3 separate regions of the Homo sapiens genome follow, and regions 1 and 3 are each linked to region 2. A link is a contact called in ENCODE Hi-C or POLR2A ChIA-PET data. All regions are on one chromosome and are shown on one strand. The core of a region is the stretch at or near the end of the contact, and the rest is flanking DNA. Distances in the headings are between cores, read along the strand shown.

The links. A loop is a pair of places that touch in the nucleus more often than their neighbours do. ChIA-PET counts read pairs that join two places held with the same protein, here RNA polymerase II (POLR2A). Pooled maps may share reads with other maps.
Region 1: a loop to region 2 is called in a map of cardiac septum, with 3 times the contacts of the local background. The contact joins two enhancer-like sites. A Hi-C loop is called at or near these places in 54 of 168 maps with a recorded cell type or tissue (A673, B cell, CD14-positive monocyte and 36 more), 37 of 37 single-sample maps with no recorded cell type and 48 of 50 pooled maps. POLR2A ChIA-PET finds 5 or more read pairs at or near these places in 12 of 52 experiments (AG04450, CD4-positive, alpha-beta T cell, CD8-positive, alpha-beta T cell and 8 more).
Region 3: a loop to region 2 is called in a pooled map, with 2.9 times the contacts of the local background. The contact joins the promoter of SMARCD3 here to the enhancer-like site in region 2. A Hi-C loop is called at or near these places in 1 of 168 maps with a recorded cell type or tissue (sigmoid colon) and 11 of 50 pooled maps.

The regions. Positions count from the first base shown.
Region 1 is chr7:151,312,738-151,316,294 of GRCh38, reverse strand. No RefSeq gene overlaps it. Among named protein-coding and RNA genes, the nearest start is that of NUB1, 27 kb to the left of the region's middle. Within about 2 kb of position 2,279, at least 4 of the 41 ENCODE cell types and tissues checked have a DNase peak (open chromatin) inside an H3K27ac peak, as active enhancers do; they include heart right ventricle, spleen and tibial artery, where a contact is called at or near this core.
Region 2 is chr7:151,457,999-151,461,440 of GRCh38, reverse strand. No RefSeq gene overlaps it. Among named protein-coding and RNA genes, the nearest start is that of CRYGN, 20 kb to the right of the region's middle. RefSeq lists enhancers at 220-887, 2,225-2,893. Within about 2 kb of position 1,425, at least 30 of the 41 ENCODE cell types and tissues checked have a DNase peak (open chromatin) inside an H3K27ac peak, as active enhancers do; they include heart right ventricle, sigmoid colon, spleen and 1 more, where a contact is called at or near this core.
Region 3 is chr7:151,246,155-151,250,013 of GRCh38, reverse strand. SMARCD3 (SWI/SNF related BAF chromatin remodeling complex subunit D3) reads left to right here and starts at 1,320. Exons shown (of 13, transcript NM_001003801.2): 1 at 1,320-1,529. The coding sequence starts at 1,452. RefSeq lists silencers at 660-749, 2,797-3,091 and enhancers at 3,079-3,652, 3,653-3,859.

The DNA of each region.
Region 1 (3,557 bases), core at 1,030-3,529, 150 kb after region 2:
GGTCTCCCAAAGTGCTGGAATTACAAGGCATGAGCCACTGTGTCCGGCCTTAAGCATCTTTTATGTTATTTCATACCTTCATTAATATAACTTCAGTAGCTACTTCATATCTCCCCACGTGGACATAACCATAGATTAGTCAATCGTACCCTATTACTGGTCATTTAAGTTTGTATTAGCTAGAAGACAGACTTACCTGTAATCCCAGCTACTTGGGAAGCCGAGGCACAGAATCACTTGAACCCAGGAGGAAGAGGCTGCAATGAGTTGAGATTGCACCACTGCACTCCAGCCTGGACGACAAACTGGAGTGAAATTAGCAAAAGTGCAGGAAGCATTGATTTTTTTTTCTTTGAGACTCTGTCTCAGAAAAAAAAAGTCTCACCATCAACATCTATAATAATAAAGAAAACGAAGAACTAGAATCGATGTTTATAATGCGTCTTACTCTAGCACAGAGATACGTAAGCTAGGAAATAAAAACAACTTCATTCACCTCATTGAGAGATGCATTTCCAATAAAAACGTACTTTTTATGTTTAACAATTGTTAATTAGTTTGTCACATATTTATTCTGTTTTAATCAAATATCCATAATGGTGATGATAACTGTAAGCAGAAGGTAACGTTTCCATAATTACAGACCTGATCACAAAGGTACCGCTTCCTTCAATTTCAATGTATAAACATATTTTCATTGCTGAGAAGTATGAGAGGTATAAGCCATATGACTTTCACACATAACATATATTAGGATAAAAGTTTATGAGGGAGGTGGATGGAAAGAATGGTTAAAGAACTCATTTACGTATGTTTAAATGGTGGGTGCCAGAGTGATACGATGCCTGCATATCACTGAACACACAGCCAAGAGTCACATGTTTTATTTTCAAAATATTAATATTTTTAATAAGCTGGAAGTTGCATGCTTTTCAGCCATTAAACCTGGAGGAAAATTTTTAGGTGCAAAATGGAAAACTCTGAGGACACAGCTGTTAAAAATTGAGCAGTACCCCACCCGCCTCGGGATCTTCCTGAGTCTAGGGCTCCCTCTGGTGGTGAGACTCAGAATTTGTGTTAGATCACAGCCCCGGAGACCTGCCTAGCAAGAATTAAAAGCACCACGTTCTGCAAGCCAACCCCTTCCTTCTTGGTGTGTTTCCTGGAATCGTCACTGTAATTTTTTTTTTTTTTTTGGTTTTTGAAACGGAGTTTCTCTCTGCCCCCAAGCTGGAGCGCAGTGGCGCGATCTCGGCTCATTGCAACCTCTGCCTCCAGGGTTCAAGCGATTCTCCTGCGTCAGCCTCCCAGGTAGCTGGGACTACATGCATGCGCCACTAATTCTTGTATTTTTAGTAGAGACGGGTTTTCACCATGTTGGCCAGGCTGGTCTCGAACTCCTGACCTCAAATGATCAGCCCGCCTCGGCCTCCCAAAGTTCTGGGATTACAGGCGTGGGCCACCATGCCCGGCCTGTCACTATAAAATTTGACCATATTGGCCCTCTAAGCCCAGAACCTTGAGAGAATAGTACACTGCACCCCTCATCAAGCCAGATCCTCCATGGTCATTCATTAACTTGACGGACGTCTACTGAGCACCCACTATGGGCCAGGCACCCATTTCTAAAAGCCCTCTGTATCTCTCTCTAAGAAGTGTGAAGAAGTTCCTAAACAAAAGAGGAACCCAACACGAATTAACGACCACAGAAATTCACCAAAAAATTAAAGTGACCCACAAACGTTTACAAAGAGGTTTATCCCCTCCAGTAATTAAAGAAACACAATGAACCACAAGAAATCATTTGCCTGCTCCTAAGCTGGGATAGGTTTAAATATCTGATAATATCCAAGGCTGCCATGGGTGGAGGAACCGGGAAATACATGTCTTCATACCTTGCTGGTGAGGATATAAACTGGTACAATTTAACGGACTACGAAGAATATTAACATTTTTTCAGTTCATGCTTTTGACCCATGAATTATTTTAAGGCTTTCGTCGGGACCCTGGCCCAGCCTGCTGCTGAGACCGTCAGGACCTTGGTAAGATGCGCTGGGGTTAGAGTATCTGAGAGCCCCTCTCCTAACTGCTGAAAAGGAGCGAGTTCTCCAGCCTTTGGTTACATGTCCCCAACCAATGCCATTTTCTAAGAACAGCCTCTGTGGCTCTGCTCCCAGCACAAGCTTTCCTGTGCCAAGAACTGGGAGGCGGCCGGGGCAGTGGGGACTGGCGCCTGACTCAGCCTCCTGGGTCAACGGGTGGGGAGCGTCCCGGGGCTCAGGCTGCCTCATCTCTCTCCACCCCTGCCCCCCTTTCCATCTCACACCCACACTCACACTTACAAACACACACACTCATACCCACAGTCACGCACACACCCACACTCACGCACATGAACTCATACACAACCAAACACACTCATACACATGCAGTCATACACTACTCCCCCTACACCACACACACACTCACAAATACACATTCACTCACACACACCAAACACCCATACACATACACATACACCACTCCCCCACACTCACACACACTCTCACACACACACCCCACACACACACGAACTCACACACACTCATACACAACCACACACCCATACACATGCACTCACACACCACTCCCCCACATCACACACATAAATACACTCACTCATACACACCCACCAAACACCCATACACATGCACACACACTACTCCCCCACACAACTCCCCCACACTCACACTCTCACACCCTCCCCACACATCCCAAACTCACTCCCACACACACGAACTCACACATGCTCATACACAACCACACACACCCATACACATGCACTCAAACACCACTCCTACACCACACACACTCACAAATACACATTCACTCATACACACCCACACATACCCATACACGTGCTCACACACCACTTCCCCTACATCACTCACACCCACCCTCACACACACGCATTCACTCATACACACCCACACACACCCATACACATTCACTCACACCTCTCCCACCCACTCACACACAAACTCAGTAACACATACCTTCACACACTCATATACACCCACATACATGCACTGACATACCACTCCACACTCCTCTACACTCACACACACACATCCCCACAACCCACACTCACACATATCCACACCCACACTCACAAATACGTTCATTTATACACACCCACACACCCATATACATGCAGTCACACTACTCCCCCACACTCACAGCCACACACACCTTCACACACTCATACATTCACACACCCACACACATGCACTGACACTCCACTCCCTCACACTCTCACACACACCCCCAGACATCCACACTCACACATTCACACACACGCACACACACCACTCCCTCACACTCACACCCCACACACATCCACACTCACACAAACACACACATTCACACATATATACACACGCACTCACATCACTCCTCACACTCGCACACACACACCACCCCCACACATTCATACACACAGAGACACACTCACCCACACACATTCACAAACTCTCACACACATTCACACACTCATATCCACACACACCCATACTCAC
Region 2 (3,442 bases), core at 176-2,675:
TGTGGGGTTAGAACTGGAAAGAATCAGATCTAATTTAACATCCTTGTTTTCAGATCATGGAACCCGAGGTCCAGAGAGGTCAAGGGGCAGCTACTTGATCCCCCACTTAGTCTGTGTTTCCACCACACCACATTGGGACATAGCCCATGAGCCTGTCCACAGGGAACCCCAGTCAGAGCTTCATCCCCAGTCAGGGACAAAGACTTGGAACATTCCGGTCCTGGCCCCCTCTACAGCTAATAAAAACCTTTGGGCAACTCCTTTATATTTTGTGATCTTCTTTTATTTTAAAACTTCCCTTCACCAGGGATCGTTGTCACAGCCAAAAGTATGAAAACCCTGGATGTTTCCAAAGTGCTATAGAAGCACCAAGCCACAGTCCTGAGGACGGGTGTGCTAACCTCAGACTGCCAGCTGGAGCTCTCACCTGGTGTCAGGGTCCCCGTGAGTTTCTGCAGCTTCACGAGTGCCCATGATTGTGTATCTCCAGCAGCAGTCGGTGCTGTGGGTGGCTCCGGAATCCTGCAGTGCTGCCATCTTATTCCTGGGCTACACATCCAAAGCAATACGGAACACCACGACTTACCCCAGCAAACGAGTTTACCAAATCCGAGAAAAAATATTTCATTCCAGTCTGGCCCAAGGCATCAAGAACAGTATGATCTACTAAGAACTACCAACACAGTGATCCGAGGATTGCAGGCCCGCCCTCGTTCTCATGTCCAGCATGCTGAAGGTTGCCTGTGCGGTGTCACTATTGGTCCCCAGAGCTCAGTCCCACACCTGCCCAGCCAGACCCTGTGGCAGCGCAGCAGATTGTGTCCTGGCCAGGGAGGCTGCTGACCTGCCCAGTCAGCTTCTGAGCGGTGGGACCTCAGCTCCTCATCTGCAAAGGAGAGAGTCGCCTGGGAGATGACTCTGAAGGTCCCCCCGGGTCCCACATCTGCCACAATCTAGGAAACAGTCTTGGATTCGTAGTTTCACAAGAAATAGCACAGGATTCGGGAAATATTGTGGCCTCAGCAGCCAAGACCTTTCACCCAGTTCCTCCTACTGCCCAAGAAAGCCCCGGGCAGAGCTGTGCCTCCTGATTTATTCCCTACAAGAACACAACAGCCAGCTGGCAGGCTCCTGCGAGGAGAGAGCCTCTGCCTGCACCGCGTGGCTGCCGCCTGGCGTTCTGTATATCCCTCCACTCCCCTCCTGCTCCCATCATCATCAGATCAGCAAGGAATTCAAGTACATCAGCACAGGACTCTGTGGCTGCCTTACGGGGCGCGGTTGACGAGGGTGATATGTGCTGAACTTTACCCTAAAAGGCTCAAGCAGGAGGACAGCAGGGAGTTACAACTGGAGCAGCGGAAGGTCACATTCCTTAGCTCTGACGTCGGGATTTTTATTATCCCATAACAGAAATCGTTCCAAGGCGCAACCTTTTCTGTGTCTGGGGCATTGTTGTAAAGTTGTAGAATGACAGTAACAGCTCTAAGCCAGCGCAGCCGCCTGGCTCGGCAGTTACCACATATTGGCTTGTATCAGAGTGACCTGGATGGCTCGCTGACACAGGCTGGCTTCCCCCGCACAGTCCCTGATTGCAGAGGCCCCGTCAGGTGCAGGACATCTGCATGTCTTCCAAGTTCCAGGGACGCTGCTGCTGCTGCTGCTGCGAGCTCAGGGGCTGCATTTTGAGAAGCACTGGCTTGGACAATAATGGCACAGGGCTCTTATTGTCCAGATTAGGAGGGAGCACGGGCCGGAGTGACAGGACTGTGGGACCGCAGAGGTGGCCAGGCCACTCACCACCCCCTGGGGACTTGGACTGAGGGGGGCTGTGGGTTGAGTTGCCTCCCGGCAAAAGGCATGTTGAAGTCTTCATTCCCAGTACCTGTGAATGTGACTCTATTTGGAAATAGGGTCATTACCAACGAACAAAGTTAAAGTGAGCACATACTGGATTAGAGCAGACCCTAAACCAATGGCTGGTGTCCTTAGAACAGTGGTCCCCAACCTTTTTGGCACCAGGGACCAGTTTCATGGAAGACAATTTTTCCACGGACTGGAGTTGAGGGGATGGTTTCAGGATGAAACTGTTCCATCTTAGATCATGAGGCATTAGTTAGAGTCTCATCAGGAGCATGCAACCTAGGTCCCTCGCACGCACAGTTCATAATAGGGTTCGTACTCCCATGAGAATCTGAAGCCACCGCTGCTCTGACAGGAGGCAGAGCTCAGCTGGTAATGCTTGCTCGCCCCCTGCTCACCTCCTGCTGTATGGCCCAGTTCCTAACAAGCCACAGACCAGACCAGTCCATGGCCTGGGGGTTGGGATCCCTGCCTTATAAGAAAAATAAATTTGGGGCCGGGCACGGTGGCTCACGCCTGTAATCCCAGCACTTTGGGAGGCCGAGGCGGGCGGATCATGAGGTCAGGAGATCGAGACCATCCTTGCTAACACGGTGAAACCCCGTCTCTACTAAAAATACAAAAAAATTAGCCGGGCGTGGTGGCGGGTGCCTGTAGTCCCAGCTACTCGGGAGGCTGAGGCAGGAGAATGGTGTGAACCCGGGAGGTGGAGCTTGCAGTGAGCCGAGATGGCACCACTGCACTCCAGCCCAGGCAACAGAGTGAGACTCTGTCTCAAAAAAAAAAAAGGAAAAAAAAATGTAGACACAGAGAGGCAGAGACTGGTATACCAAGGACTGCCAGCACTTCCAGGAGCCAGGAGAGGCCTGGAGCAGATTCCCCTCTGAGCCTCCAAGAAGAAACCAACCCCCCAACACCTTGGTTTCAGACTTCCGGCCCCCAGAACAAGAGAATACGTTGCTATTGTTGTAAGCCACCCAGTCTGGGTTACTTTGTTATGGCAGCCCCAGGAGGCAAACAAAAACAGAGGGCTCCTTCAATGTGTGGCTTGCAGTTGTTTCTTGTTTTTGTGTGTGTGTGAGAGAGACAGAGTTTCGCTCTTGTCGCCTGGGCTGGAGTGCAATGGCGTAATCTCAGCTCACTGCAACCTCTGCCTCCTGGGTTCAAGCGATTCTCCTGCCTCAGCCTCCTGAGTAGCTGGGATTACAGGTGCCCACCACCACGCCCAGCTAATTTTTTTGTATTTTTAGTAGAGACGGGGTTTCACCATGTTGGCCAGGCTGGTCTTGAACTCCTGACCTCAGGTGATCCCCCGACTTTGGCTTCCCAAGGTGCTGGGATTACAGGCGTGAGCCACCACGCCCAGCTGTGGCTTGCAATTTTAAGACCAAGAGAGCCCCTGGCAAACTGGGGCAAGAAAGGATAAGGAGCCCAAATGACAGCTAGCCAGAACTTTCATGTCTACAAAGGAGAAAAGTGATGCTCAAAGTTGTGATCTGCCAAGAGTCGCCAGTGATATAGTTTGGATGTGTGTTCCCTCCGAATCACATGCTGAAATGTGATCCCCAAGGTTAGAGGT
Region 3 (3,859 bases), core at 71-2,570, 210 kb after region 2:
ACCTGGATTCTCACAGTGAGGCCCCAGCAGACCCCCAAACTTGACCCAAGGGCCTTGTTCCAAAGCCCACGGCTCCTCCCCAAGAAGGAGAAAAAAGGGGCGTGGCCTTTGGGGACCTGGGTAGGCCCAGGACTCCCTGCCTGGGTATGTCAGGATTTGCCCCTCCTCCTTCCGGTCCCTCCTCCACTCCAGGGACTGCCAACTCCTTCCACACGCCCCTTCTGGGGCTCCCTTGCCACCCCACGCCACACCCCAGCCTCAAGACCCCTCTCTTTGGGGTCTTGAGGCCGGCCCAATATACCCACTATACCCAGCCCAGCTGCCCCAACTCCTCTGGGTCCCCTAACCCCACTCCACCCCCACCCCAAGGAAACCAAGCCCAGCTTGCCTCGTTCTCTCCACGCACCCACCCGAGCACCCCCCTGGCGCTGCGCCATTCCCCACATTCATTCTCTTCCTGTTCTCATGAGCACAATCCCTGTCCCTCTTTCTGAAATACTTCCCCTATTGCCCTCACTTTCTCACAGAGCGGCAAACAAAGACTCACATACCCAGAAATAGCCTCTCACAGAGCTGAAAGGCACAGGCCATGTCCTGCCACACACGCAGGCGCGCGCGCACGGAGGCTGTCGTGGAGGGAGGCACACATACAGGGCGTCTGTCTGCACGCACATAAGCTGCCACGCCACAAAAGGGCGCGGACACACACGGCGTGTGAGACAAGGGCACACACAGCAGTGGACGCAGGGCCACGCCGCCGCCCGGGCACACCCACCGCCGCCGGCCCCGGGCAGGCGCGAGGCCTCGCGGGCCGGGCTCCCCCGGTTCCTGCCAGCGAATGTTTCCCTGCTCGGCCTGCCAGGTCTCTGGGGAAAGGGCCTCAGAAATGCAGCAGGAGCCGCTGGGGGAAAAGTTGGAACTGACTGTTCCCTGCCTGGCGCGGCCGGCGAATTCCCTGACGGAGAAACTATTTGTGGCGAGAGCCGGTGGCCGGCGACCCCCCGCCGCCTCCCCTGGCGTCCCCTCCCCGCGCCGCCTCCCGCGGGCCTCGGCGGCTTCGGGCTGCAGCACTGCTGCCCAGCGCCCGCGGCCGGGCTGGTCGGCGCGCCTCGCCGCTTATCTGCGCTGTTTGGACAGCGGGCTTGGAAAGGCAGGCGGCCCCGTCCCCGCCGAGTCAACAGGCAGACCCCGGGCCGCCGGACTATTTCTGTCTTATCAGTGCAGGAATGCGGCAGCCGCGGCGGCGGCGGCGGCGGCGGGCGGGCGGCGGCGGCGTGGGCCGTGGGCCGTCAGGGCAGCCCTGAAGGGGCCCCCTCCCCACTCCGCTCGAGTAGAAGTGTGAGAGAGCCCAGCAGGACTCAGAGGGGAGAGTTGGAGGAAAAAAAAAGGCAGAAAAGGGAAAGAAAGAGGAAGAGAGAGAGAGAGTGAGAGGAGCCGCTGAGCCCACCCCGATGGCCGCGGACGAAGTTGCCGGAGGGGCGCGCAAAGCCACGAAAAGCAAACTTTTTGAGTTTCTGGTCCATGGGGTGGTGAGTGGGGGAAAGTTAGCGGGGGAGGGCAAGCGAGCTGGCTCGGGCTGAATGGAGGGCTGATCGGGAGGGGCCGGGAGGGCGCTCCCGCTCTCCCACCCCTCTAGTGGGGGGCGTCATGGCCCACGGCCCGGCCGCGGGACTGTGCTGGCGCCCTGGCACCCGAACACGTCGCCAGGCGGCCGGCCGGGTCTGACGCGAGGCGGGGAAGGGAGGCGTTTGCATGGCTCTTGTCAGGGGCGGGGGTGGGACTTGGGGACTCTACCCCCCAAGTAGGGGGTCCTCGCTGTAGCCGACAGGTTGACTTTCGTTCTTTTCCTTGTGGGCCCAGGTGTTGCCCCTGCCCTGGGGGTGGGGGTGGGGGATGGGGACATGGCAGAGGCTGGGCTGGGCTGTCTGTTCATCCGTTGGGACAGTGTCACTGCTTGTGTCTCCGGAGCAAGGAGCAGGTGACCCTGGAGGCACTGTAGCGGGAAGCTCGCAGGCTGAGCCACCTCTGCATCCCAGCGGGAGGGCTCTGGAGCTTCTGCCTTAGGGTGGGGGAGAGGACCGCTCTAGGGACTTAGCCCAAGTTAGGGGCTCTGAGGGTCTCCTTGGCGGACTCAGCCACCAGAAGCTGATGTCCTTAACTCCTCGAACATGTGAAGGAAGGGGCTGGAGTTGGGGACATGAGGCCTAGAGACCGAAGGGACAGGGGAGCACTGTCCTGCCACAGGCAGGCTGTGAAGGCACGTGGGAGCCCGGGAGGCTGGAGCTGAGTCAGTAGGGCCCGGCTGGGAGGGGTATGGAGGGGTGGGGAATGGGAGAAGCAGGGGCTGCGACTCTTGGGATGGGTGAGGGAGTGGAGGCCCTGTGTAGAGGAAGCTGTCGGGTTTACTATGGCCAAATTTGGTTGTGACCCCAAGGAAGACACCCTCTCAGTAAGGCCAGAGTCCCTAGGATTTTGGCCTTTCATGGGGATGGGGCTGGTGGCGGGCACAGCTCTCTGGGGGCTCTGAAAGCCTCCCTCTCAGGGCCTCTTCAGCAGATGGGCCAGTATCCCTGGCCTTGATAACTGGGGAGAGCAGCTGACAGGAAGAGGGGGACTCCCTGGAGTGGCCTGTCCTCCAGCCCCAGGGACCCCTGGGGGTAACTTCCCAAGGTGTCCATGTCAGCTAGCTGAGTTACCAGTCCTAACCTGGCTGCTGGTGGGAGCCCCTTTAAAAAGGCCCATCTAGTGGGGAGAGGCTGTACACGTGGACTGTTTTTTTAATCTGGTCAACTTACAGCTTCAGTTCTTGAGTGGCTGTGAGCCCCAGTGCCCCACCTAGCTGGTGGCCAGGCCTGGGCTCCATTCTGGGCTGCTACCCTGGAGGCCTGAGTGACAGGGTCAGGTGGGGTGAGGGAAGCAGACACATGGACAGGCAGGTTTCACTGCAGGAGAGATAGGCAGAGACAGCTGCTGACCGAGGGTGGGAGGACATTAGGGTTAGACACAGAGCCTGGAGGACCAGGAGGGAGAGGTAGCAGTTGGAAGGAAAACAGCAAGCCCAAGGGGGCCCCTCCTCATGCCTGGGGGTGAGGTGGGTGGTGTGTCCATGTTAACAGTGCCAGGGTCTGCATCCCCTGCCCTCTGATCTTCTTCCTGCTTTCGTGGTCCCAGTCCCCATCCCACCCCGCTCTTTCTGTTTCACAGCCCCTGAAACTCTCTCTGGCCCTCCCCATCTCCCTTCTGGAGTCTGGACAAGTGGGGTTTGGAACACTTCGCTCGATGCATTTGCATCTCATTTACACCCCATCTGACCACCCAGGGGTAGTGGCAAGGGAGGAGGAGCCGCCTCCTCTCAGTCTCCACAGCCCCCATGAACCCTGACTGCTGACCTCACTGGGGTGGGGATGGGAAGAGGAGGAGGTGGCTGCTGACCTGGGCAGACAGGAAGGGAAATGTGAGTGCAAGTGTCACTGCCCTGACCCACCCCAGGCCCCCCTGGGCAGCCCACCTCTAACGCAGTTCCCCTCCTCCCAATCAGAGAATCCTGGCTGTGTCTGGGGCGCCCCAGCAGGCTGCCCTTGCCTGCCCTGCCTCCAGCCCTCACCCTGGGAGCAAATTATGGGGGCAGCTTGGTCAGCGAAGACCCTGGATGTGGGGACTTGGAGTCAGCCGAGGGGAGTGGGGTTTGGGACCCAAGGGTCAAAAGCAGGGACACAGGGAGCAGAGTGGCTGAGATGAGCTAGTGAGTACCAGGCAGAACCGCCCAAGAAGTGGAGCCTGAGAAGGAGGAGCAGGAGGAGGAGCAGAAGTCGGAGCAGGGAGCCGGGTACCGGACCTCAACCAAGCCGCAGAGAGCAAA